Linked DNA regions of Homo sapiens: region 1 is linked to region 2. A link is a loop called in an ENCODE intact Hi-C map of the cell type or tissue named here. Cell type or tissue: PC-9. All regions are shown on one strand. Each heading gives the region's core, and the rest is flanking DNA. Links, peaks and the distances in the headings are about the cores only. Region 1 overlaps SKIL (SKI like proto-oncogene). Region 2 overlaps PRKCI (protein kinase C iota).

Region 1 (12,613 bases), core at 2,152-10,151, 80 kb after region 2:
TTTTGTTGAATATTACGTTTGTATGAAAAAAAGATCAACAGGCAAATTAATCATTTGTAAATAAAATTTGAAGAGTAATGTTTACTTAAGATTATTTTCAAACATATTGGAAGTGGTCATTTGTTGTAGGTGATTCTTCACTTTTTTTGTTTGTTTGTTTGTTTTTTTTGAGACGAGAGTCTCGCTCTGTTGACCAGGCTGGAGTGCAGTGGCGCGATGTCAGCTCACTGCAAACTCCACCTCCCAGGTTCACGCCATTCTCCTGCCTCAGCCCCCTGAGTAGCTGGGACTACAGGTACCCATCACCACGCCTGGCTAATTTTTTCTATTTTTTTAGTAGAGACGGGGTTTCACCGTGTTAGCCAGGATGGTCTCGATCTCCTGACGTCGTCATCCTCCCAAAGTGCTAGGATTACAGGCGTGAGCCACTGCGCCTGGCCGATTCTTCCCTATTGTAGCATGTGGCTGACAGTCTCCACTTTACTAAGTTAAGAACTATATATACCCTTTTTTTTTTTTTTTAAATTGAGATGGAGTTTCGCCCTTGTTGCCCAGGCTGGAGTGCAATGGCGCAATCTTGGCTCACTGCAACTTCCGCCTCCCAGGTTCAAGCAATTCTCCTGCCTCAGTGTCCCTAGTAGCTGGGATTACAGGTGCCTGCCACCACACCCAGCTAATTTTTTGTATTTTTAGTAGAGATGGGGGTTTCACTATGTTGGCCAGGCTGGTCTCGAACTCCTGATCTCAGGCAATCCACCAGCCTCAGTCTCCCAAAGTGCTGGGATTACAGGCGTGAGCCACCGTGCCTGGCTAAAATTTAAACTTTTAACATTTAGACTGGACTACTCTTAGGTAAGTAAAATATTTTAGTTTTTAATCTACTTAGGGGGGAAAAATCTCTATAGATTACTTATGATACAAACAGATGACCTAAAGATAGCAACTTAAAAAATTTTTTTTCCCTGAAAGCGTATTAGCCGTTTGAGAGTTTAATTTTGCATTTTCGTTTCACTTCTTCATTTCTGTAGAGATCATTGGAGTAATAATAGTACAAAATATTTCTCCCCTCTTGCAAGCTTTTAATTATACTTGTATTAGGCAGCGTATTTGTCAGTATAAACCTAATTGAGATAAGGAACAGTAGAATGGGCAACTACAAAGAGTTGTGTTGGGACAGAATGTGATCTAGTAATAATTGTGGTGGATTTGATGGTGATTTGCTACCCCAGTGATACAGATTATATTTTGCAATTAGCAAAATTTTTGATCAAGTGGGGATAAGTTGAGAGTCAGATGAAGTATTTGTGCTCATATGAGGGACCATTATGAATACTTTTGTCTAACTTTCTAAAATTAGTAACTGTTCCCACTAGTTTACAGAGTATTTTTTCTATTTTTTTGGAACCGAGTTCAAAGCCTGGCATGTCAAAGGCACTCAATTAAATTTTTCTTTTTTTAACTGAATAGATTTTTGAAAAATAACACTAAACTATATTTTAGAATATTTGGATTTTCTTTTAAAGATGGCTTAACCTTTAAACAGATACAATTTGCACATAAACTGTTAATATAATTCATCAAACAAGAGAATGAGCATTTTGGAAGTTAAGAGCCTTTACTGCAGAAATGTAGGATGGTATTTCAAACTACTATTGAAATATTATGTATTTGAGGAGTCCTCCTTTCCTCATTTTCTTATCTAGAATTATATTTCTGAGACAAACAAGATAACTGAATGTTGGGTTCAAATGTATCTCATTTATAGTTTTTTTTACACAGTAATTACAGTAGTTGGATATTTGCTTACTAAAATGAAGTGTGCAAGAAGAAAGTGTGAAACAGTTTTTTTATTATAGAAGCATTTTCTGAATTATTTCATTATTTTCGACTTGTTACCCAAAAAGATACATTGATTGGAGATAGTGCCCATTCCATTTATTCGGTTGATACCACATTGGGGTTTTGAATGATGGAGACCAATACAGACCTGCTTAGATTGGATAAGGTTTTGTTTAGTGCCTTTCTCATTTTTTACAAAACGACTTTTATAATAACTTCAGAGTAATCAAGTTTTTGGAGCTCATTCTGTTAATAACAGGATATGTGGACCCTCCCTATCCCTGGCATTTTTTTTTTTTTTTTTTTTTTTTGAAATCTGTAGAGTGGCTTTGCAAATAGTGCCCCCTGTGGTTTAGGAAATAGAGCCTCTTTATTTTTATTATTAAAAAATAGAATTGTTAGCATATGATTTTTGAAAGTTAGAAATTTATCCTTTTTGTTTGAGAAATGGGAAAAAACTTAGAAACTTTAAAGAAGAAAAACAAAAAAGAGATGGCCGTGTTTTCAGAGTAGGCCTGGATCATCATAGTCAGCCAGTAGTTTTCTCGTAGCAGTGCATATGTTATCAATTATGCCACTGGGAAACCAAAGAAGTAATCAAGAATTGGGCTAATTTTTTTTTTGATAAGGAGTTTTGCTCTTGTAGCTCAGGCTGGAGTGCAATAAGGCAATCTCGGCTCACTGCAACCTCCGCCTCCTGGGTTCAAGTGATTCTCATGCCTCAGCCTCCCTAGTAGCTGGAATTACAGTCATGTGCCACCATAGCTGGCTAATTTTTGTATTTTTTGTAGAGATGTGGTTTCACCATATTGGTCAGGCTGATCTCGAACTCCGTACCTCAGGTGATCTGCCTGTCTCAGCCTCCCAAAGTGCTGGGATTACAGGCGTGAGCCACCGCACCCAGCGAATTGGGCTAATTTTAATCCCTTTAGAATTCTGGGAGTGGAAAGTGATTGTCGAGCTAGAATTCAGTTTGTTCCTAGTAAAGGGGTAGAACTTGTTTGAGAATAGCTTTGGTAATAGCTTGAATCTGTATTTTGTTCACATATAGAATTTTATTCTACTGGGATTCATATTACATAAAATAAGGATTTTATTAGACTCTAGAAAGCAAAAGAATATATAAACAATGCATCTTGTTGTAAGATGTGATTTGCTTCCGGCTGCGCGCGGTGGCTCACGCCTGTAGTCCCAGCACTTTTGGGAGGCTGAGACGGGCGGATCATGAGGTCAGGAGATCGAGACCATCCTGGCTAACATGGTGAAACCCCGTCTCTACTAAAAATACAAAAAATTAGCCGGGCGCGGTGGCAGGCGCCTGTAGTCCCAGCTACTCGGGAGGCTGAGGCAGGAGAATGGCGTAAACCCGGGAGGCGGAGCTTGCAGTGAGCCGAGATCGCGCCACTGCACTCCAGCCTGGGAGACAGAGTGAGACTCCGTCTCAAAAAAATAAAATAAAATAAAATGTGGTTTGCTTCAATCACTAACTCATTATATTAGGCAGAAAGAATGAATAGGAAAGATATAAAATTAGTTTGAGTCCTTTTGATTTCATGACTTCTAGACTTAAGAGTGGATCATAGAAATATGTAATATTTCTATATATACATATATATGTATATATACAGAGAGAGAGAGAGAGAGCCCCCCCCCCCCCCCCGAGCAGGAGTTCATCTTATAGTCTTACAGTCTTCTTATATCTTACAGTCTTCGAATCTAGAATGTGGTAGATGCCTAATAAAGGTTTGGATAACAGTGAAGTCTAAGTGGCCCTATAAAGTTACCAGTGATTCTCGAAGAGGGAAACAGGTTTAGTTTTAAAACAAACCAGCATTTCGTTTTTATTTGTGATGTTGAATTTATTCTGAGATTTCAAATGGCATTAAAAGTACATATTTTGCATTTTTTATGGGAACAAGGAATTAAAAAGCTTAAGAAACTTACTAAAAGTTTGGGTAACATAGTTTGACCCTGTCTTTACAAAAGATTGAAAAAAACAATTAGCTGGGCTTGGTGGGGCATGCCTGTAGTCCCAACTACTTGTGGGGCTGAGATGGGAGTATCGCTTGAGTTGGGGAGGTTGAGACCGCAGTGAGCTGTGATGGCACCTCTGCACTCCAAGCTTGGGCAACAGAGCAAGACCCTGTTTTTCTCAAAAAAAACAAGACAAAACAAAACTTAATAAAAATGATTTAAGACTTCTATGCTTTTTATAGTCTATGTTAAATTTTTTTGTGTGATTATGAAAACAATATAGGCCCATTGTAGTAAATACTAAAAAAGTACAAAGAAGAAAACACAATTTCCTCATAATTGCACCATGTGATAACTGCCTCTGGAATTTATTCATTTGCGTATGTAATTGTAACTGTGTTTGTGCAAAAGCATTTCTAGAGTGCATAAGTATTAATAAAGGAGTAGTAGGCCTGGTGCGGTGGCTAACGCCTGTAATCCCAGCACTTTGGGAGGCCAAGGCAGACAGATGATTTGAGGTCAGGAGTTCGAGACCAGCCTGGCCAACATGGTGAAACCCCATCTCTACTAAAAATAATAATAAAAAAAATAGCTGGGCATGGTGGCACACGCCTGTAATTAGAGCTACTTGGGAGGCTGAGGCAGGAGAATTGCTTGAATCCAGGAATCGGAGGTTGCAATGAGCGGAGATCGTGCTACTGCACTCCAGCCTGGGCAACAGAGTGAGACTCTGTCTCAAAAAAAGAAAAAGAAAAACAAAAGGAGTAGTTACTGGAATAATACTTTTGGACCAATTTTAAGACAGTTCATTTAGAGCAGTGTTTTTCTAACTGCAATTTGTCATTCATGTAGCCATCTCAAGCAGGGTTCCATAAGGGGAGATTTAAGCACTACAGAAAATGAATTGAGTGCTGGTTTTGTCATTTCTCCCAGTGATCGTACTGGTACCATTCTAAATGCACTGGAGAGAAGGTAATTCATTACATACAATGGATGCCTTGGGGCATTTTAAATTCTCCTGAGAACCTCAATTGAAAACCGCCAGGAGGGTCATGAAATCAATTTAGTGGGTCACCAGCATTAAAAAACATAAAAACCTGAAGTAGAATAAAATGGAAAATAGAGGACATTGCACATAGGAAGATTAATCAATCTCTGTTTTGAAATTGCCAGTTTACATTATTTGAAGGCCAGAATAATCCAGGACTGTAAATTGTTAAGCATATATGCTAAAATGAGATAGAAAAGTAAAGCCTTAGAATTATACAGATTAAAATTTTTGACAAATAGTGGAAAATAATGTGTATGACACTGAGATTTCCATGTAGTTGCAGTATTAAGTTTATTGGGCATCACAGACCTTCAGTATAAAATGTCACAGGATTAACAGGATTTTTATCAGTGTATTTTTCTTCAAGTTCTAAAGGGGATGTTATATTACCAACTTTACATGGCTTTGTTTCCATTAAGGACTCAAAATAATAGTTGCAAAATATTACAAGAACTCGAGCCTTTGCATTTTCTGTGAGCATTTTTAAGTATCTCAAACCTAAAATTGGCTTTGTGAGGTAGGTGGTATGATCTTTCAGCCTGTGGAAACAGCTGCCATTGCTGTGACTCCTGACGATCTGTTTTTGATCAGTTAGTGCAGATGCTTAGATCATACTGTCCCAGTTTTGCATTAATTTGATCAATTCTATTGATTACAGAGAAGTGAGGCCCAAGACTAAGCCTTGAAATCTCTAAGTAGCTATTTGCTACCTTGTAACACTGTTCTGTTTCATTTATTGAAACACTAACTCACAACATGTTGGAAATATTAAGGAAACCTGATAGTGTACTGAGGGATTCTGTTTCTTTTGGTAAGAGTTGTTGGCAGCTATCTGGTAGGGTGTCTTTATACTTCTGAAATCATTTATTGACCACTTGAATGTCTTAGTATTATACACAGCAAAAAGACCCTGATGAGATATATTCACTTCCTGTGTATCCAGTCATATGTTTAGTAAGGTTGCTAATGATTTATTTTGGGTCAGAACAAAGTAATGTGCATTTCATATGCATTATATTTTATTTCTTGTGTAAATAGGCCATTAGGGAGATAGACTATTAAATTTACCAACCTACACTACTGCTTCTGTCTTATGAACACAAATTTAAAAATTAATCTTTATCACTTATAGCACTTTAAAAATTCTGTTTTTAGAAATAATTTTCAATTTTTTTTTTTTTTTTTGAGACGGAGTCTCACTCTGTCGCCCAGGCTGGAGTTCAGTGGCGTGATCTCGGCTCACAGCAACCTCGACAACCTCCACATCCCAGGTTCAAGCGATTCTCTTGTTGCAGCCCCCTCGGTAGCTGGGACTACAGGCGTGCACCACCAGGCCCGGCTAATTTTTTTATTTATTTTTATTTTTTAGATAGTCTTGCTATGTCGCCCAGGCTGGAGTACAGTGGTGTGATCTCGGCTCACTACACCCTCCACCTCCTGGGTTCAAGCGATTCTTCTGCCTCAGCCTCCTAAGTAGCTGGGATTACAGGCATGAGCCACCGTGCCCAGCCTTTATGCCTGGCTAATTTTATATTTTTAGTAGAGACAGGGTTTCACCATGTTGGCCGGGCTGGTCTTGAACTCCTGACCTCAGGTGATCCTCCGCCTTGGCCTCCCAAAGTGCTGGGATTACAGGTGTGAGTCACTGTGCCTGGCCTTCCGGCTCATATATTTGTAAAAAGGCTTAATTCTGATTTTTGTTGGAATTTTGGAATTCCCACTAGTGTTTTGAGGCATTATCTTGGTTTCTTTAGTTCATTAATGTTTGTCATTAGGACTTAATTAAAGATCAAAATAGTAATCTGATGCTGTAATTAAAAATTAGAGTGCCACCTAAAAGCAAGATTTAGTATTTGAAAATAAGTTCCAGCTTGGGCAACATAGTGCAACCCCTGTCTCTACAAAAAAAATTAAAAAAAAATTAGTCAGGCTTGGTGGCATGGGCCAATAGTCCTGACTACTCTGGAGGCTGAGGCACGAGGATCCCTTGAGCCCAGGAGTTGGAGGATGCAGTGAGCTATAATTATACCACTGTTCCCCAGAGCAAGACCCTGTCTCAAGGGAAAAAAAAAATGTCTAAGAATTTTAAAGGGTTTTTTTTGGTACAAATTCGAATACTTGTATGAATAATGCTGAGCAGGTGGAATAGCTTTTGTATTTAGAAAGGAGTGACAAGAAGTTTTTTGTAAATGAAATCAAGCTCTCTAAATTATTTTTCATTATGAGACTGATTAGCATCGTATCACTAAAATAGAGTGGTTCTTCATTAGGAAATCTGATTATCAAAGGGTCACGTATACAGAATAAGCATAGGAAGGTGCAGAAATTTAGAGAAACTTTCATAAAATGTTTCTTAGTTTTTACTTATTTTATATTTTTTTACTGTATATTTTGGAATTGTTTAAATTGTACATTCATAGACATTTGGAGTTTTATGACCTAAGAGGAAAGAACCTTTGGAATGAAATTTTTGTGTCTGAAATTTTGCTTATGTGTTTGAAATGAGGATGCTATCTGTTCATTTTGGGGTAAATAATGATGGGGAAATTGGGTGATAAGAGCATTTTGAAATGTTAAGGCTCTAACTTAAGCTACTAAATGATCCACTTCTTTGGCAAGTTATATAATGTATTGTATTTTAAAATTTAAATACACATAAAAATAAATGATTCCTATGTTGAAAGGTAAGATACCAGGCAGTAGATACTCATAATTTGGTATCTAATTTTTATTCCTGATTAGTAGCATTACTGCTGAACCATTTAATTATATTGTTCTTTTTTTGAAAACCTAATTTGTATGTTGACACAAATGCAGAATAGATGAGAAAATCTGGCATGCCTCTGAATGTTTTGTTGTATCATAAACATTGTGCTTTTCTTAATTGTTTTTAACATACAGTTAGGATAATTTGTTATAAATGTGTTTATGGCTTACCACAGCATATTAGGTAAAATTAGCTTGCAACATTTTATCATGGTTAGTGTTGTGCGTGTCCCCATCATTTGTATTGTTTAATTTATATCTCTGAAAAATGCAGCCTTAGAAACTGTTGGGCTTCCTTGGTGCTTCATGGAGTAGAGGGATATCAAACGTGAAAGAGACCAAGAGTTTTGTGGTAGCAGAATAACCTTGTAAAAGGCTACCTTGGGAATTAATGAGCTGCACTGTCATTCAGAATTCATTCAACAAATAATAGATATTTGATAGATGAGTCCCTACTACATGCTAGGCATATAGTGCTAGGTATTAAAAATACAAAGGTAAGGCTGGTTCTTGACCTCAAGCTGCTGTTTAAGCAGAGGCTGCGTAGCCACTTAACAGGGATTTTAAATAGGGAATTCAGACATTGGCTAGGGGACTATGCTAGGTGATCTTTAAGATTCCTTAGAAGCTCTAGTCTGACTCTTACTGGGTTGGTCAAGACTAGGAAATAAAATAAAGAATAGGAGCTAAGAGGGATGACTGTTTAAAAATAAAGGAATGTGCTAGCAGTTATTTAAGGTGGCACCTGAAGTTTAGAGACACAGAAATAAATAGATGCTAGGTTTGGCTCATGAGTAAAGATAAAACTTACTCTTATAAATCAAACTGTAGGGTTTTGAAATGAACTTGATCAAAATTGAGTCAGATTTCAAGTCAAGGTCTTTGAGCAAATTTAGAATTTGCTTGATATTCTGAAGATTTGAGATTCCAGTATTCATTATAGGAAAAACTTTGAAATATATAAATCAATTTTAGTAATTTTATATTTTTTTCTTTTTCTTTTTTCGAGACAAGCCCCACACTGTTGCCTAGGCTGCAGTGCAGTGGCAGGATCATAGCTCACAGCAACCTCAAACCTGCCAGCTTCAACTGATTCTCCCACCTCAGTCCCCTGAGTAGCTGAGACTACAGGCATGCGTCACCACGGCTGGCCAATTAAAAACAATTTTTTTTGTAGAGATGGGGGTCTCTCTATGTTGTCCAGGCTGGTTTCGAACTGCTGGACTCAAGCAGTCCTTGTGCCTTGGCCTCCTAAAATTCCGGGGCTATAGGTGTGAGCCACTGGGTAGGGCCAATTTTAGTAGTTTTAATTTAAAAAATCTGGAAACAATTGATTTCTTGGGCAGTACATCTAGAATTCTTTCAGATATAACACTTATTTAAAGAGGAGCTTTCTTTGTTTTTTAACAAATGATGTCTAGAAAAGAAATTCTCATTTAATTCAAGCTGATTTTCCTTTTTTTTTTTTTTTTTTTTTTTGAGACGGAGTTTCACTGTCTTGCCCAGGCTGGAGCGCAGTGGCGCAATCTCAGCTCACTGCAACCTCCACCTCCTGGGTTCAAGTGATTCTCCTGCCTCAGCCTCCCGAGTAGCTGGGATTACAGGGATGCACCACCATGCCCAGCTAATTTTTTTTTTCTTATTAGAGATGGGGTTTCACCATTTGGTCAGGCTGGTTTCGAACTCCGGACCTCAAATGATCCACCCACCTCGGCCTCCCAGAGTGCTGGGATTACAGGTGTGAGCCACTGTTCCTGCCCTCAAACTGATCTTAAATTTTACTGATTTGTTAGAATGAACTTATCCTCGTTCATTGACACCTCTTTGGTCATGTAGAGCTGGGGTGCAAAATGTTCTACCCGTTAAGCTACTTTTTAAAAGCATTGTGTTTTTTTAAAAAACTGTTTTCATGAATTGTAAAATGTCTGAAAAAGTTTTGAATCTAAGTGGTATACAGAACATAATTTAGCTATGTCACGTTGACTCAAGAGTTTTTATTTTTTTAACGAGACAGGGTCTGGCTCTGTCACCCAGGCTGGAGTGCCATGGAGCAATCTCAGCTCACTGCAACCTCTGTTTCCTGGGCTCAAGTGATCCTCCTGCCTTAGCCTCCCAAGTAGCTGGGACTACAGGCACACATCACCTTGCCTGGCTAATTTTTGTATTATTATTAGAGATGGGGTTTTGCCTTGTTGCCCAGGCCAGTCTCAAACTCCTGAGCTGAAGCAGTCTGCCCACTTTGGCCTCCCAAAGTGCTAGGTAATATCACAGATGTGAGCCGTTGCGCCTGGCCAACTCAAGATTCTTAAACATTAATTACCATACTTTGTTGAATTGGGGTAGGGGACAATTGAGATATATTAAATTATTTGCCCCGGTCTATGCTAAAGCCTTTACTCAGATTGTCTTGCTTTTTGAAGCAGTTTTTGTGTTTGCATCTTGTAATTTTCCTCTCTCCTTAGGCTGTCAGCTGTCACTTAGCATCTATCATTTAGTATTTCTGTTGCCAGAAGTCAGTTCCCTTTCTTACTGCTATAACTAAGCTATAGGCTGAGGAACTATGTAAATAAGTGATCAGTTTGTTTTATAAATAAGCAGTGGAATTTGCCCAGATTCTGAATATTAGTTCAAAATGTGATGTTTCGTTTTCTGTTTTCCTTTTTTTTTTTGAGATGGAGTTGCACTTTGTTGCCCAGGCTGGAGTGCAGTGGAGCGATCTCAGCTCACTGCAACCTCTGTTCCCCTGTTTCGGTTGATTCTCCTGTCCTCCTAAAGTGCTGGGATTATAGGCATGAGCCACTGTGCCCAGGCCTTTTTTTTTTTTTTTAATTCCACATTTACATATCATGTAGAGACCTTCACTGAATATTCAACTCTTAAATCTTTTAAAAATATTAATTTTTTTCTTATAATTTTGAGGTCTTATTAGTATTTCAAATTCATTGCTCAATAATTCTTTTTTTTTTTTTTTTTTTTTTTTGAGACAGAGTCTCACTCTGTCACCCAGGCTGGAGTGCAGTGGCACGATCTCGGCTCACTGCAACCTCCGCCCTCTGAGTTCAAGCGATTCTCCTGCCTCAGCCTCCTGAGTAGCTGGGATTACAGGCGCCTGCTGCCGCACCCGACTAATTTTTTTTTTTTGTATTTTTAGTAGAGACGGGGTTTCACCATCTTGGCCAGGCTGGTCTTGAACTCCTGATCTCGTGATCCACCCGCCTTGGCCTCCCAAAGTGCTGGGATTACAGGTGTGAGCCACTGTGCCTGGCCTAATTCTTAACAAAAATAAAGATCTCCCACATACATATTTTTTTCTTTTTTTATTTTTGAGACAGAGTCTTGCTCTGTCACCCAGGCTGGAGTGCAATGGCGCCGTCTCGGCTCACTGCAATCTCCACCTCCCAGGTTCAAGCGATTCTCCTGCCTCAGCCTCCTGAGTAGCTAGGATTACAGGTGCGTACCACCACACCTGGCTAATTTTTGTATTTTTAGTAAGACAGGGTTTCACTATATTGGCCAGGCTGGCCTTGAACTCCTGACCTCGTGATTTGCCTGCCTTGGCCTCCCAAAGTGCTGGGATTACAGGCGTGAGCCACTGTGCCCTGCCTATTTTTGTCCTTTAGTTGGCCCTAAGTCATCTCCTGACTGATCAGATTTTAAGATACATATTCTAAGAGCGGTTTCCTTTCTGTTTTCAGCCTGTTTTGTTGAGGGCAGTGGGTTACTTGTCAGATCTCTCCCAGGTTTCTTCATTCTCATTGATTTCCTCCATTAGTAGGATCTCAGTAATCAAACCAGAGTTTGGATAGTTTAGAGTTGATTTTGTTTTAATCACTACTGCTTAACATCCAGAGATCTGTTTGCAGTCCTTAGTTTCTTGGTTCCAAACTGGAATATTGGGACATCAGGCAAAACAGCTTTGCTACTTTCCTAATTTGTTGAATTGGGAATTGGACTCTCTCTCTCTCTCTTTTTTTTTTTTTTTGGAGACAAAGTCTTGCTCTGTCACCCAGGTTGGAGTGCAGTGGCGCGAACTCAGCTCACTGCAACCTCTGCCTCCCGGATTCAAGTGATTCTCCTGCCTCGGCCACCCAAGTAGGTGGGATTACAGGCACTCACCACCATGTCCAGCTAATTTTTGTAGAAACGGCGTTTCTCCATGTTGGCCAGGCTGGTCTCAAACTCCTGACTTCAGGTGATCCACCTCCCTCAGCCTCCCAAAGTTACAGGCATGAGCTGCTGCACCCGACCAGAATTGGAGCTTCTTTTATTTATTTATTTATTTATTTATTTATTTATTTTTTTTATCTTGAGATGGATTCTGGCTCAGTTGCCCAGGCTGGAGTGCGGTGGTGCAATCTCGGCTTACTGCAGCCTCCGCCTCCTGGGTTCAAGTGAGTCTCCTGCCTCAGCCTCCCGAGTAGCTGGGATTACAAGTGCGTACCACCATGCCCAGCTAATTTTTGTATTTTTAGTAGAGACTGGGTTTCGCTGTGTTGGCCAGGCTGGTCTTGCTCCTGACCTCAGGTGATCCACCCTTCTCGTACCACCACGCCCAGCTAATTTTTGTATTTTTAGTAGAGACTGGGTTTCGCTATGTTGGCCAGGCTGGTCTTGCTCCTGACCTCAGGTGATCCACCCTTCTCGGCCTCCCAAAATGCTAGGATTACAGGCATGAGCCACTGCGCCTGGCCATGGAACCTCTTAAAGGTAGGGTTTAGAGAAATATCCAGCTCTCTTTTTTGTTTTTTCCCTTGTTTAACTCGTTCCTAATCGCATTCTCCCTCAGTTTCCTGGGTTTGTCTGTTAACTTCCTATTTTTGTTGGTCACCTTAACCATGCCACATTTCAGCTCTCCTTTCCTTCTTTCCCCTTTCCCTTACCAGTGAGTCTTGCCCCCCCTTTTAAGTATCCTTTTCCCACAAAAGCAAGGTAATTTCGTATAATAGGAAATATGTAGGGGATGAAGGGAGGACAAAGTGTAAA
Region 2 (12,613 bases), core at 2,114-10,113:
ATAAAGTCATTTAAGAAGATCTTTATTTTTATTTTATTTTTACTTTCTTTTTTTTTTTTTTAAATAGAGACGAGGTCTCGCTGTGTTGCCCAGGCTCGTCTCAAACCCAAGAGTTCATAATGTTAGCATTTAGATAATCTCCAGGCTCTGGAGGCACTTTCCTCAGGTGAATGGGGAATGCAGTTCATACATTTACATATTTGTCATGTTACTATGTGAGGATAATTTTGTTCCAGTTAACAAGGAAAGCAAGCCACCACGCCCGACTGAAGATATTTGTAAAAAATACATAACACATGATGGCTCAGACCTGTAATCCCAGCAATTTGGGAGGCCGAGGCAGGCAGATTGCTGGAGCTCAGAAGTTCGACACCAGCCTGGGCAACATGGCAAAACTCCATCTCTACAAAAAATAGGAAAATTACACTGGGTTGGTTGTGCTTGTAGTCCCAGCTACTTGGGAGGCTGAGATGGGGGGATCACTTGAGCCTGGGGCTGTAGTGAGCTGTAATCGCGCCACTGCACTCCAGTCTGGGTGACAGAGTGAGATCCTATCTAAAATATATATATATATAGAGAGAGAGAGAGTAATAAATATATATATGTATATACATAATGCTTATAACAGATGAAGTCTTAACATATAGAATTGTCTGATTCTTTTATGTATCATTCTGTTATGTAGCATCACACGTTGATTCTGTTTACTTTTCAGCATTTTTCAAGTTGTTATTTTAAAATGTTATGTTAAATGTGGTTACCAATTGCATTACAGTACACTAATGCATTTTAATAACATTTTAAAATGTTATTTTTAAATAACACCTTTAATGGAATCACTGCATTGTTTAAACAATCAAAATGGGCAGGGTGTGATGGCTCACACCTGTAATCTCAGCACTTTGGGAGGCCCGGCAGGCAGATCACTTGAGGTCAGGAGTTTGAGACCAGCCTGGCCAACATGGTAAAATCTTGTCTCTACTAAAAACACCAAAAGATTAGCTGGGCATGGTGGCACACCTGTGGTCCCAGCTACTCAGGAGACTAAGGCAGGAGAATTGCTTGAACCTGGAGGCAGAGGTTGCAGTGAGTGGAGATTGTGCCACTGCACTCCAGTCTGGGTGACAAAGTGAGACTCTGTCTCAAAAAAAAAAAAAAAAAAAAAAGAAAATCACAAAAATGAATTAAGACTTTTCTCTTGGCCGGGTGCGGTGGCTTGCACCTGTAATCCCAGCATTTTGGGAGGCCGAGGCAGGCGGATCACAGGTCAGGAGATTGAGACCATCCTGGCTAACATGGTGAAACCCCGTCTCTACTAAAAATACAAAAAAATTAGCCAGGCGTGGTGGCGGACGCCTGTAGTCCCAGCTACTCGGGAGGCTGAGGCAGGAGAATGGCGAGAACCCGGGAGGCGGAGCTTGCAGTGACCCGAGATCGCGCCACTGCATTCCAGCCTGGGCAACAGAGTGAGACTACGTCTCAAAAAAAAAAAAAGGACTTTTCTCTTTTTGTCTTTCTTAGTCTTTTGTTACTCTTACTGGAAAATAATATTGGCTTCTTATACATTTTCATTTCTTACAGGGATCCTCAATCAAGTTAGTCAAGGTGTTTCATAAATCTGAGATCTTTATCGAGTAGGTCTTTAAATCAAATGTCCTCCTACCTCCCTTTCTGCCTTTCCTCCTTCTCCAAGAGCTGCCTAGGGCGGGTGCAGTGGCTCACGCCTATAATTCCAGCACTTTGGGAGGCCAAGGCAGGCGGATTACTTGAGGTCAGGAGTTTGAGACCAGCCTGGCCAACATGGTGAAAACCCATCTCTGCTAAAACCACAAAAACTAGCCAGGTGTGGTGGCGAGTGCCTGTAATCCCAGCTACTTGGGAGGCTGAGGCAGAAGAATCTCTTGAACCTGGGGTGGGGTGGAGATTGCAGTGAGCTAAGATCACACCACTGCACTGCACTCCAGACTGGGCAACAGAGTGAGACTCCGCCTCAAAATATATACATATAAAATAAAATAAAAAATAAAGCTTATGAGAAATTAACCCTCCAAAAGTTTGAATGCTCTTTTATGACTTAGTGTCAATATTTAACTTACCTGAAGCTTGACTTCATGCAAGTGTTGGATGAATTTCTTTATAAAGATTGCAGAGGATAGTGATGAAAACTTGAATTAGTATCTTTAGAGTTATGTTTGAAATATTTTATGAACGTTGATTTTATTAAGTGGCAGCCTTTCGTGGTTTTATGAACTGATGTGCCTTTAAGTGTTTTTTTCATCAACAGAGGAATTCTAATAATATCTGTTATGCTGCAGAAAACTTAGCAAATGGACCTACATTCTGACATTCAGTCAACAAGTGAATGATTAAGCATAGCTGTTACAAGTTAACAGACTACATCTCTTACCTCTGACTATTGTACTGAAAGTACATGTCATTTTTCATGAGAATGTATTGCCGTTGCCAATAATAGAAAACAATAAAAACCATATTCATATTTCTAAAAATAGCATATAATATCCCTTTTAGAAATCATTTTAAAATTCTTGGAGTCACAACATATTACTAAATATTTCTTCTAGATGTTTATAGCAGTGTTATATATAACAGGGTGAAATTTGAAGAAAAATATGTTCACCATGCCCAGAATGTCTCTGGAGGGCCACATAATAGTGGTTGCCTCTAGGGAGCTGGAACTGGGTGAGTCAGGGACAAGAATGGAAGGAAGGGCCGGGCACAGTGCTCACGCCTGTAATCGCAGCACTTTGGGAGGCTAAGGTGAGTGAATCACCTGAGGTCAGGAGTTTGAGACCAACCTGGCCAACATGGCAAAACCCCATCTCTACTAAAAATACAAAAAGCCAGAGGCTCGGCACAGTGGCTCACTCCTGTAATCCCAGCACTTTGGGAGGCCGAGGCGGGTGGATCACTTGAGGTCAGGAGTTCGAGACCAACCTGACCAACATGGTGAAACCCCGTCACTACTAAAAATAAAAAATTAGGTGGGCGTGGTGGTGCATATCTGTAATCCCAGCTACTTGGGAGGCTGAGGCAGGAGAATCGCTTGAACCTGGGAGGCAGAGGTTGCAGTGAGCCGAGATCGCACCATTGCACTCCAGCCTGGGTAACGAGCGAAACTCCATCTTAAAAGAAGAAAAAAAAGCCAGGCGTGGTTGCATGCACCTGTAATCCCAGCTACTTGGGAGGCTGAGGCGTGAGAATCACTTGAACCTGGGAGACAGAGGTTGCAATGAGCCAAGATCACGCCACTGAACTCCAGCCTGGATGACAGAGCGAAACTCGGTCTCAAAAAAAAAAAAAAGGAAGGCTTGAGTTTTGTGCTGCCCCTCTTTTTTGGTTTAGAATTTTGTACCGTATAATCTATAGGAAAGTGGTTAAGTTCTAGGTACATATGTTCTGTTGAATTTCATATAGTTGTTAATATTAGAAAGTCTTCGGTTGTGTAGGAAATGCTTACAAAGTTTTAAAACATGCTTAATTATGTATGATTCAGTTGTCTTTAGACTTTTTTATTGTTGATTTTTTTTTTATTTGCCTTTTGGCCAGAGAATGGTTTGAATATTAGTTCATTGGAATACATTGAGATTTCCTTTATGACCTAATATATGGCCAGTAGCCCATGTGTACTTAAAAGGATATATAATCTTTACATGCAGGGAGTCTCTCTCTCTAATGTCTCTCTTCCTTCTCCCTCACTCCACACACACATATAGACGTACATATATTCTACATGTATATGTATTTTGTATATATATATATATATTTTAACTCTAGCTTTTTTCCAAATCTTTCTCTGCCTACTGATTTTTAGTATGTGTGATCTATCATTTTCTAATATAGATTATTCTCATATTAACTTCTCCTATTATGATTGGAGATTGTGAAATTCTCCTAATAATTTTGTCCTTTTTTACTCTTTGTATTTTGAGGCCATGTTGTTGAGTGTATGCAAGTGTATATTTGTTACAATTTCTTGGTGATTGTCCCATTAATTATTGGGTAGTTCCTTTACTCTGCCTGTTAGTGTGTTTTGCCTTATTTTTTTTCCATCCTACAGCTATTAAAATACAGGCCCGGCATGGTGGCTTATGCCTGTAATCCCAGCACTTTGGGAGGCCGAGGTGGGCAGATCATCTGGTCAGGAGTTTGAGACCAGCCTGAGCAACATGGAGAAACCCCATTTTCTACTAAAAATACAAAATTAGTTGGGTGTGGTGGCACACGCCTATAATCTCAGCTACTCTGGAGGCTGAGGCAGGAGAATTGCTTGAATCCGGGAGGCGGAGGTTGCAGTGAGCTGACATTGTGCCATTGCACTCCAGCCTGGGCAACAAAGTGAAACTCTGTCTCCAAAAAAAAAAAAGTGTTCTTAGGAAAAATAAACAGAAGGAAAATATTGTAGTCTTATCAATGGTTGTATTAGGAGGTGAGATTTAAAGTGCTTCTTTTCTTCATGAAATATGCCTTATTCTACTAATATTAAAATTTTGTTATTAAATTTTAACTTGTATGTAAATTATTTTAAATTCAAGTCGTACCTTAATTGAATCAACTCTAGCAACATCTAATGAGGACAGGTTTTCTTCAAGCTATTTAGTGGTGATCTGTGATTTTAATAATAAAGGCAGTTGCCAGGCATGATGGCTCATGCCTGTAATCCCAGCACTTTGGGAGGCCGAGGCAGGTGGATCACTTGAGGCCAGGAGATCGAGACCAGCCTGGCCAACATGGTGAAACCCTGTCTCTACTAAAAATACAAAAATTAGCTGGGTGTGTTGGTGCATGCCTGTAATTCCAGCTACTCAGGAGGCTGAGACACAAGAATTGCTTGAACCCAGGAGGTGGAGGTTGTAGTGAGCTGAGATCGTGCCACTGCATGCCAGCCTGGGCGACAGAGCAAGACCCTGTCAAAAATAATAATAATAATAAAGGCAATTGTTCTAGTGATGTTAAGTGAGCTTAATGTATCACTGCAGATGCTGAACTTATATGATAGGTGAAATAGAAAGGGTGAATTTAAAACAGAACTTTTTATCTCATTCTTTCTTTCTGTTCTTTTTAATAAAAGGAAGGATTACGGCCAGGAGATACAACCAGCACTTTCTGTGGTACTCCTAATTACATTGCTCCTGAAATTTTAAGAGGAGAAGATTATGGTAATAAATAAATTGGTGGTATTATTTTAGCTATTGCTAGATGGGTGGTAAAATGTGGTACCAATTGCATTACAGTACACTAATGCATTTTGACGTGATCTTATTAATATAAGGATTCTTGATCCTGTTAAAAACTACATGGAGAGTCCCAGACTTTGAAATCGAGACAGTGGGACCTTGGCAGTATTTGGGGGTACCAAGCTGAATAATATTTTATTAGTGGCAAACACTAAACAGTAGCAGGCACTATTCTAAGCAGTTTACATATATTAACTAAGTTAATCCTCTTAACAACCCTGTGAGGTAAGTACTATTAATTCTCCTTTTACAGTTGAAGAAACTGACATACGGAAAGTTTAAATAACTCGCCTAAGGTCAAGGATTCAGAACAGCACCCATGTGACTCCAGAGTCATGAACCCCTGGAAAATTTTTCAGATTTCCTGGGATATTTGCCCCAGGAATCTGAAAGATGGTGGAAAGATTAACTGTATCTCAGGCACCCGAAGATACACTTATCTTGAGAAAACATTTGACTTTTTGGGTTTTGGCCCTCTGCCTTCAGCAGATATAAAGGACAATGTGGTACTTGTGAGAGCTGCTCAAAGTCTGAATCCACTGTCCTTCACTGGTCTTTATCAGCTAGCAAAAGATCAAGTTTAAGACCAAGGAGGCAGGAGAATGGCGTGAACCCGGGAGGCGGAGCTTGCAGTGAACCGAGATTGTGCCACTGCACTCCAGCCTGGGCGACAGAGTGAAACTCTGTCTCAAAAAAAAAAAAAAAGCCCCTGTCCACACCTCCAGCAGTTGCCAACATATAGCCGGGCGCGGTGGCTCACACCTGTAATCCCAGCACTTTGGGAGGCCGAGGCAGGCGGATCACGAGGTCAGGAAATCGAGACCATTCTGGCTAACATGGTGAAACCCTGTCTCTACTGAAAACACAAAAAATTAGCCGGGCGTGTTCACAGGTGCCTGTAGTCTCAGCTACTCGGGAGGCCGAGGCAGGAGAATGGCGTGAACCCGGGAGGTGGAGCTTGCAGTGAGCCGAGATTGCACCACTGCACTCCAGCCTGGGCGACAGAGTGAGACCCCATCTCAAAAAAAAAAAAAAAAAGACCAAGGAGATTACTCTGAAATACAATTTAATTATATCCTCAACACACAATATTAGATATTGGGCATGAGTCTGAAAGTAGAAATACATGGAGAAAGAAAGTTTTTTTTTCTCATAATTTTATTTTTAAAATTATCTTTTAGGTACCTACCCTTGTTGATAAATGAAGCATTTCTATAATCTTCAGTGCCTACCATGATAGTTGGAATGCATTTAGAGTTTACTTTTTCATTGTTTCTTTTTCCTTTATGTGATAAAATTTCCAGTTACTAACTTTCAAGAATGCAAAGTGTATAATTTATTGCTTTAAAATTTCTTTCTGAAGGTTTCAGTGTTGACTGGTGGGCTCTTGGAGTGCTCATGTTTGAGATGATGGCAGGAAGGTCTCCATTTGATATTGTTGGGAGCTCCGATAACCCTGACCAGAACACAGAGGATTATCTCTTCCAAGGTAATTTGGAGTATTTTACAGAGATTCTCTGAGAAAAACCTATTCTAGAGTACAAATGAGAGTGATTCAGGTTACTACTTTGAGTAAGAAAAATGAGCATAATCTGGAAAATATAATCCTGACTGGTGGTATTAGGTTTTGTTGTTGTTTTTGTTTGTTTTTGAGACAAGGTCTCACTCTTTTGCCCAGGCTGGAGTGCAGGGGCGCAATCTCGGCTCCATGCAACCTCCACCTCCCTGGTTCAAGCAATTCTTCTGCCTCAGCCTCCCGAGTAACTGGGATTACAGGCACACTCCCGAGTAACTGGGATTACAGGCACACACCACTATGCCCGGCTAAATTTTGTATTTTTAGTAGAGACAGGGTCTCACCATGTTGGCCAGGCTGGTCTTGAACTCCTGACTTCAAGTGATCTGCCCACCTCAGCCTCCCCAGCATGCTGAGATTACAGGCATGAGCCACTGCACCTGGCCTCTGTGTATTAGGTTTTGATGTTTTTTAATACATTCTTTCTTTTCTATAGTCTTCACTCCTGTTCACAGTTACCTTCTCATACTCAAAATCATAACAGGGGTTATTTAGAATTATCCATCACAAACAGATTGGAGAAAGGAATCCTGTGGCTAGAGAGATAATCTTTACACAGGGACCCTGAGGCTGAGTGCATAAGTTCAAGAACAGTATGAGGGGAAAATAGAGCACCAAGATGATGAGTGATCAAAAGATGGGGAAAAAAGGCCCCACATCAGGGAATATACAGAATTGACAGAAACAAGCAGACAAGTGCAGGGACCTCTAGCACAGAATCCAAAGAAGTATGAAAACTACTATAAAATTCTACATTTAATAATTAAAGCCATCACAGGATATAAATAGGCATTTCATGCCCAAATGGCCATGGAATATGTGAAAAGACATTCAGTCTCACTAGCAATTAAGGGAATGCACATTAAATGTTAATGAGTTACCATTTCATATCGGTACATTTGATCAAAATATTAAAGTTGGGTAATACCAGTGCTGGTGAGGATGTGGAGCAACTGGAACTCTTCTAGACTGCTGGTAGGAATGAAAACTGACACAACAGCTTTAAAGAATAATTTGGCAGTGTCCAAAAAAATTGCATATTATATATGCTAAGCATTTTACAAATGTTAACTCATTTAAACCTCATAACAATCCTATGAAGTATTTTTTTATTCCTATTTTACAGATGAGGAAACTGAGGCATAATTAGGTAGTCAAAGAATAAGACATTCATGTAAATGATAAATAGTATTCAGATTAGAGGCTTTCTCTGAGAAGATGGGAAAAGAAGGGGTTTAGGAAAGTACAGGAGGCACTTCAGTTATATATGTAATATCTTATTTTTTTTCCTGGAATGCCTTAAATATCTTATAATAAAAATTTAAAGATTGCACCCAGGCATAGTGGCTCACATCTGTAATCCCAGCACTTTGGGAGGCCGAGATGGGCGGATCACTTGAGGTTAGGAGTTTGAGACCAGCCTGGCCAACATGGCAAAACCCCGTCTCTACTAAAAATAAAAAAAAATTAGCTGGGCGTCGTGGCGGGCACCTGTAATCCTAACTACTCAGGAGGCTCAGGCAGGAGAATCACTTCAGCCTGGAGGCGGAGGTTGCAGTGAGCTGAGATCGTGCCACTGCACTCCAGTCTGGGCAAGACAGTGACACTCTGTCTCAAAAAAAAAAGAAAAAAGAAATTTAAAGATTGCCAGGTGCAGTGGTTCACACCTGTAATCCCAGCACTTTGGGAGTCCAAGGCAGGAGGATTGCTTGAACCCAGGAGTTCAAGACCAGCTTGAGCAATATGGTGAGACCCTTATCTCTACAAAAAAATTTAAAATTAGCCAGCCATTGCTGGGCGCAGTGGCTCACACCTGTAATCCCAGCACTTTGGGAGGCTGAGGTGGGCGGATCACTTACCTTCATGAGGTCAGGAGTTTGAGACCAGCCCGGCCAGCATGGTGAAACCCCATCTCTACCAAAAACACAAAACTCACTGGGCATAGTGGCACACGCCTGTAATCCCAGCTACTCAGGAGGCTGAAGTGGTAGAAGCACTTGAACCCGGGAGGCAGAGGTTGCAGTGAGCTGAGATCGTGCCACTGTGCTCCAGCCTGGATGACAAAACAAGACTCCATCTCAAAAAAAAAAAAAAAAAAAATTTAGCCGAGCGTGATGGTGGCGCCTGTGGTCCCAGCTACTTGGGAGGTTGAGGTGGAAGGATTGCTTAAGCCCGGGAGGTCAAAGCTGCAGTGAGCTGTGATTGCATCACTGCACTCCAACCTGGGCAACAGAACAAGCCCCTTTCAAAAAAGAAGAAAAAAGATTAAAGCCATGTAAAAGTTAAATATAATACTATAATTTTTATCTTTCTAGTTATTTTGGAAAAACAAATTCGCATACCACGTTCTCTGTCTGTAAAAGCTGCAAGTGTTCTGAAGAGTTTTCTTAATAAGGTATAAATTGTGTATAAGAATATTTTGTGATTTGTCTCTTTCTATATATATCAAACTGGTCAGTAGCGGTTTGGGAAATGTAAAATTCCAAAACAGTAGAGAATGTAACTTTTTCAGTTTGACCCAGAATTTGTCTCTTACCCAAAGAGTAATTGACAGCATTAGATCCTGAGATAAGTTAGTTGTCCTTTCCATTTTGGCAATAAAATTTACTCCCCAGCTATATATTACATAATTTTTGTGTATGTGTAAATAATATATACCATATTCTCACATAGGGGAAGAGTTAATCTTTGGGTTTAGCCATAATTGTACTTTGAACTCTGTTTCCATTTTCTCTGTATCATTATCCATAGAATCTATTTATTACCATGTACTTTTTGAGCACGTGGGCCGCAGTGCTCCCTACAAATTCTCATGTCAAAAATGCTATAATTAGGTAAGATTCGGAAGAAATGAAATGCTATCTTTGGCTCTTAAAAATGTGAACATCATTCAATTGTTTGTTGCTGTTGGTAGGCTAGAGGAGTTTTAGGATCTAGGAGTGTGGTCTTGGCAATTATAAATTCTACTTTAAATAAATGGTATGATAGAAAAGTTGATGTACATTTACCTTCTAAGGTAAATAGATAAGATAATGAGTTTTAATAAAATAAGAAATTGAAGCCTTTTAAAAAATGAACAATTTATGTGAGGAAAGATTTAAACTTGAAACCTAATTTTTCACATAGTGAAAAATGAAGGCAAGAGGTGTTGATATGCAAAATAAAATACCTTTTATCAGAAAGAAAAATGGGAACATATTCTCATTCATAGTGATGAATAAGCCAAGACTTTTTATAAGTTGCAGGCTCCTCAGTCCAGTGATTCAGATAATGGTTGTATCATTGTCTTACACAGGTGGTGGTTTGTTGCTATAATTGGGCATGGGGATTTTAAATTAAGCTAAAAACAAACTTCTCATGAAGTTTGGAGGTTTGCATGTTTTGACTCTCACACTAGGTCATGCAAAGAAATGGCTGGGTGCTGTCAAATGATTCTGCTGTTCTCTTTTTCCTCCTGTTTTTCTTTAGCAAGGAATTGGTGATGATTCTCTGTTTTAATTACATGATGGGTGGAGAAAGTGCCTTGAGGAATCACAAGTTTCAAATAACTCAATTTGTTCTGGAGTTGTACTTTCTAGAAATAAAAGGTAGACCATTCCAACTTCAGAAATAAGAGTATCATGTGAGGGCACACAACACAGATCACAAAGATGATTTATTTTAAAGCATGACATTCACCCAATTCTTGAAACATTTCTTTCACCATAGGACCCTAAGGAACGATTGGGTTGTCATCCTCAAACAGGATTTGCTGATATTCAGGGACACCCGTTCTTCCGAAATGTTGATTGGGATATGGTATGTAAATTTTGATTACTCAACTATTAGGTTTCATTATTATCTTGGGCCAATTTTTTGTTGTTGTTCTGTTTGTTTTTAGACAGAGTCTTGCTCTGTCACCGAGGCTGGAGTACAATGGCACGATCTCAGCTCACTGCAACCTCCGCCTCGCGAGTTCAAGCAGTTCTGTCTCTGCCTCCCTAGTAGCTGGAATTACAGTCACTCACCACCATGCCCAGCTAATTTTTGTATTTTTAGTAGAGATGGGGGGGGTTTCACAATGTCGGCCAGGCTGGTCTCGAACTCCTGACCTCAGGTGATACACCCACCTCGGCCTCCCAAAGTGCTGGGATTACAGATGTGAGCCACCACACCCGGCCTATCTCGGGCCAAATTTTATTGTCTTAGCTAACATATCACAGCTTTAAAAACTTAAAACCACTTTCTAAACTGCTTTTTAGAAAACTTTTAAAACAAAAAAAAAATTCAATTTTTTTTTAATTTATTATTTTTTTTCTGAGACGGAGTCTCATTCTGTCACCCAGGCTGGAGTGCAGTAGTGTGATCTCTGCTCACTGCAACCTCCACCTCCTGGGTTCAAGCAATTCTGCCTCAGCTTCCTGAGTAGCTGGGATTACAGGCACACGCCACCACGCCCAGCTAATTTTTGTATTTTTAGTAGAGACGGGGTTTCATCATGTTGGCCAGGCTGGTCTTGAACTCTTGACCTCAAGTGATCCACCCGCCTCAGCCTCCCAAAGTGCTGGGATTCCAGGGGTGAGCCACCATGCCCAGCCAAAAAATTGAATATTAATGTAATAAAGCAGGTTGTAATGTTATTAAGGCCCATATCAATGTTTATACTTGTTTTTATTTTTTTAGGAGAAACAGTCTCAGTCCGTTGCCCAGGCTGTAGTGTAGCTCACGACAGCCTTGATTGAACTCCTGAGCTTAAGAGATCCTCCTGTGTAACCTCCCAAGTAGCTGGGACTACAGGCATAAGCCATGGTACCCAGCTAATTTTCAATTTTTTTTTTTTTTTTTTTTGAGATGGTGTCTTGCTCTGTCTCCCAGGCTGGAGTGTAGTGGCACAATCTCAGCTCACTGCAACCTTCGCCACCTGGGTTCAAGCGATTTCTCCTGTCTCAGCCTCCAGAGTAGCTGGGATTACAGGTGTGTGCCACCACACCTGGCTAATTTCGGTATTTTTAGTAGAGACGGGGTTTAGCTATGTTGGCCAGGCTGGTCTTGAATCCCTGACCTCAGGTGATCTGCGCACCTTGGCCTCCCAAAGTGATGGGATTACAGGCGTGAGCCACTGCACCCAGCCAATTTTTAATTTTTTTATAGAGATGGGATCTTGCTATGTTGTCTGGGCTGGTCTTGAACTCCTGGCCTCAAGTGATCCTCCCATCTCAACCTACCAAGCGGTTGGGATTACAGGCGTGAGCCGCCATGCCCAGCTCATATTTGTAAATTATGTTCATCATTGCTAATATCATTGAACCATGCTTCAGGACTCACTTTAATAAGGTAAACAATGAGTGCAGAGGAGAACTGTAGAGGTGGAGTTTTTCTAAGAATACAGACTTGAGCTGTCATCCAGTATGTCTTTTCAGATGGAGCAAAAACAGGTGGTACCTCCCTTTAAACCAAATATTTCTGGGGAATTTGGTTTGGACAACTTTGATTCTCAGTTTACTAATGAACCTGTCCAGCTCACTCCAGATGACGAGTAAGTAATTCTGTACACTGAAATTTTTTTTTAAGTTCTTTGGAAATCCCATTTTTAGTGACTATGCAATGTTTCATTATCAGATTATACTATAATTTTTTTATTTTCTATTTTATTTCATTTTATTTTATTTTGAGATGGAGTCTCGCTCTGTTGCCCAGGCTGGAGTGCAGTGGTGCAATCTCGGCTCACTGCAACCTCTGCCTCCCAGGTTCAAATGATTCTCCTGCCTCAGATACCCTGAGTAGCTGGTACTACAGGCGCGTG

The links. Peaks named below come from ENCODE experiments on the same cell type or tissue, not always from the same donor. Only the 100,000 strongest peaks of a DNase experiment are listed, where the experiment ranks them.
Region 1: it touches region 2 in a loop (2.1-fold over the local background); 3 of 110 quality-filtered maps call a loop at or near these places.

What each region holds. Positions count from the first base shown.
Region 1 is chr3:170,366,957-170,379,569 of GRCh38, forward strand. All of the region lies in intron 2 of SKIL (SKI like proto-oncogene), which reads left to right. Among named protein-coding and RNA genes, the nearest start is that of SKIL, 16 kb to the left of the region's middle. In PC-9, for the core only: no CTCF peak of the experiment used is centred there; no DNase peak of the experiment used is centred there; H3K27ac peaks cover 734 bases.
Region 2 is chr3:170,286,765-170,299,377 of GRCh38, forward strand. It overlaps PRKCI (protein kinase C iota), which reads left to right. Exons shown (of 18, transcript NM_002740.6): 13 at 5,090-5,177; 14 at 6,619-6,744; 15 at 9,147-9,226; 16 at 10,540-10,629; 17 at 12,231-12,346. Among named protein-coding and RNA genes, the nearest start is that of SKIL, 65 kb to the right of the region's middle. In PC-9, for the core only: no CTCF peak of the experiment used is centred there; no DNase peak of the experiment used is centred there.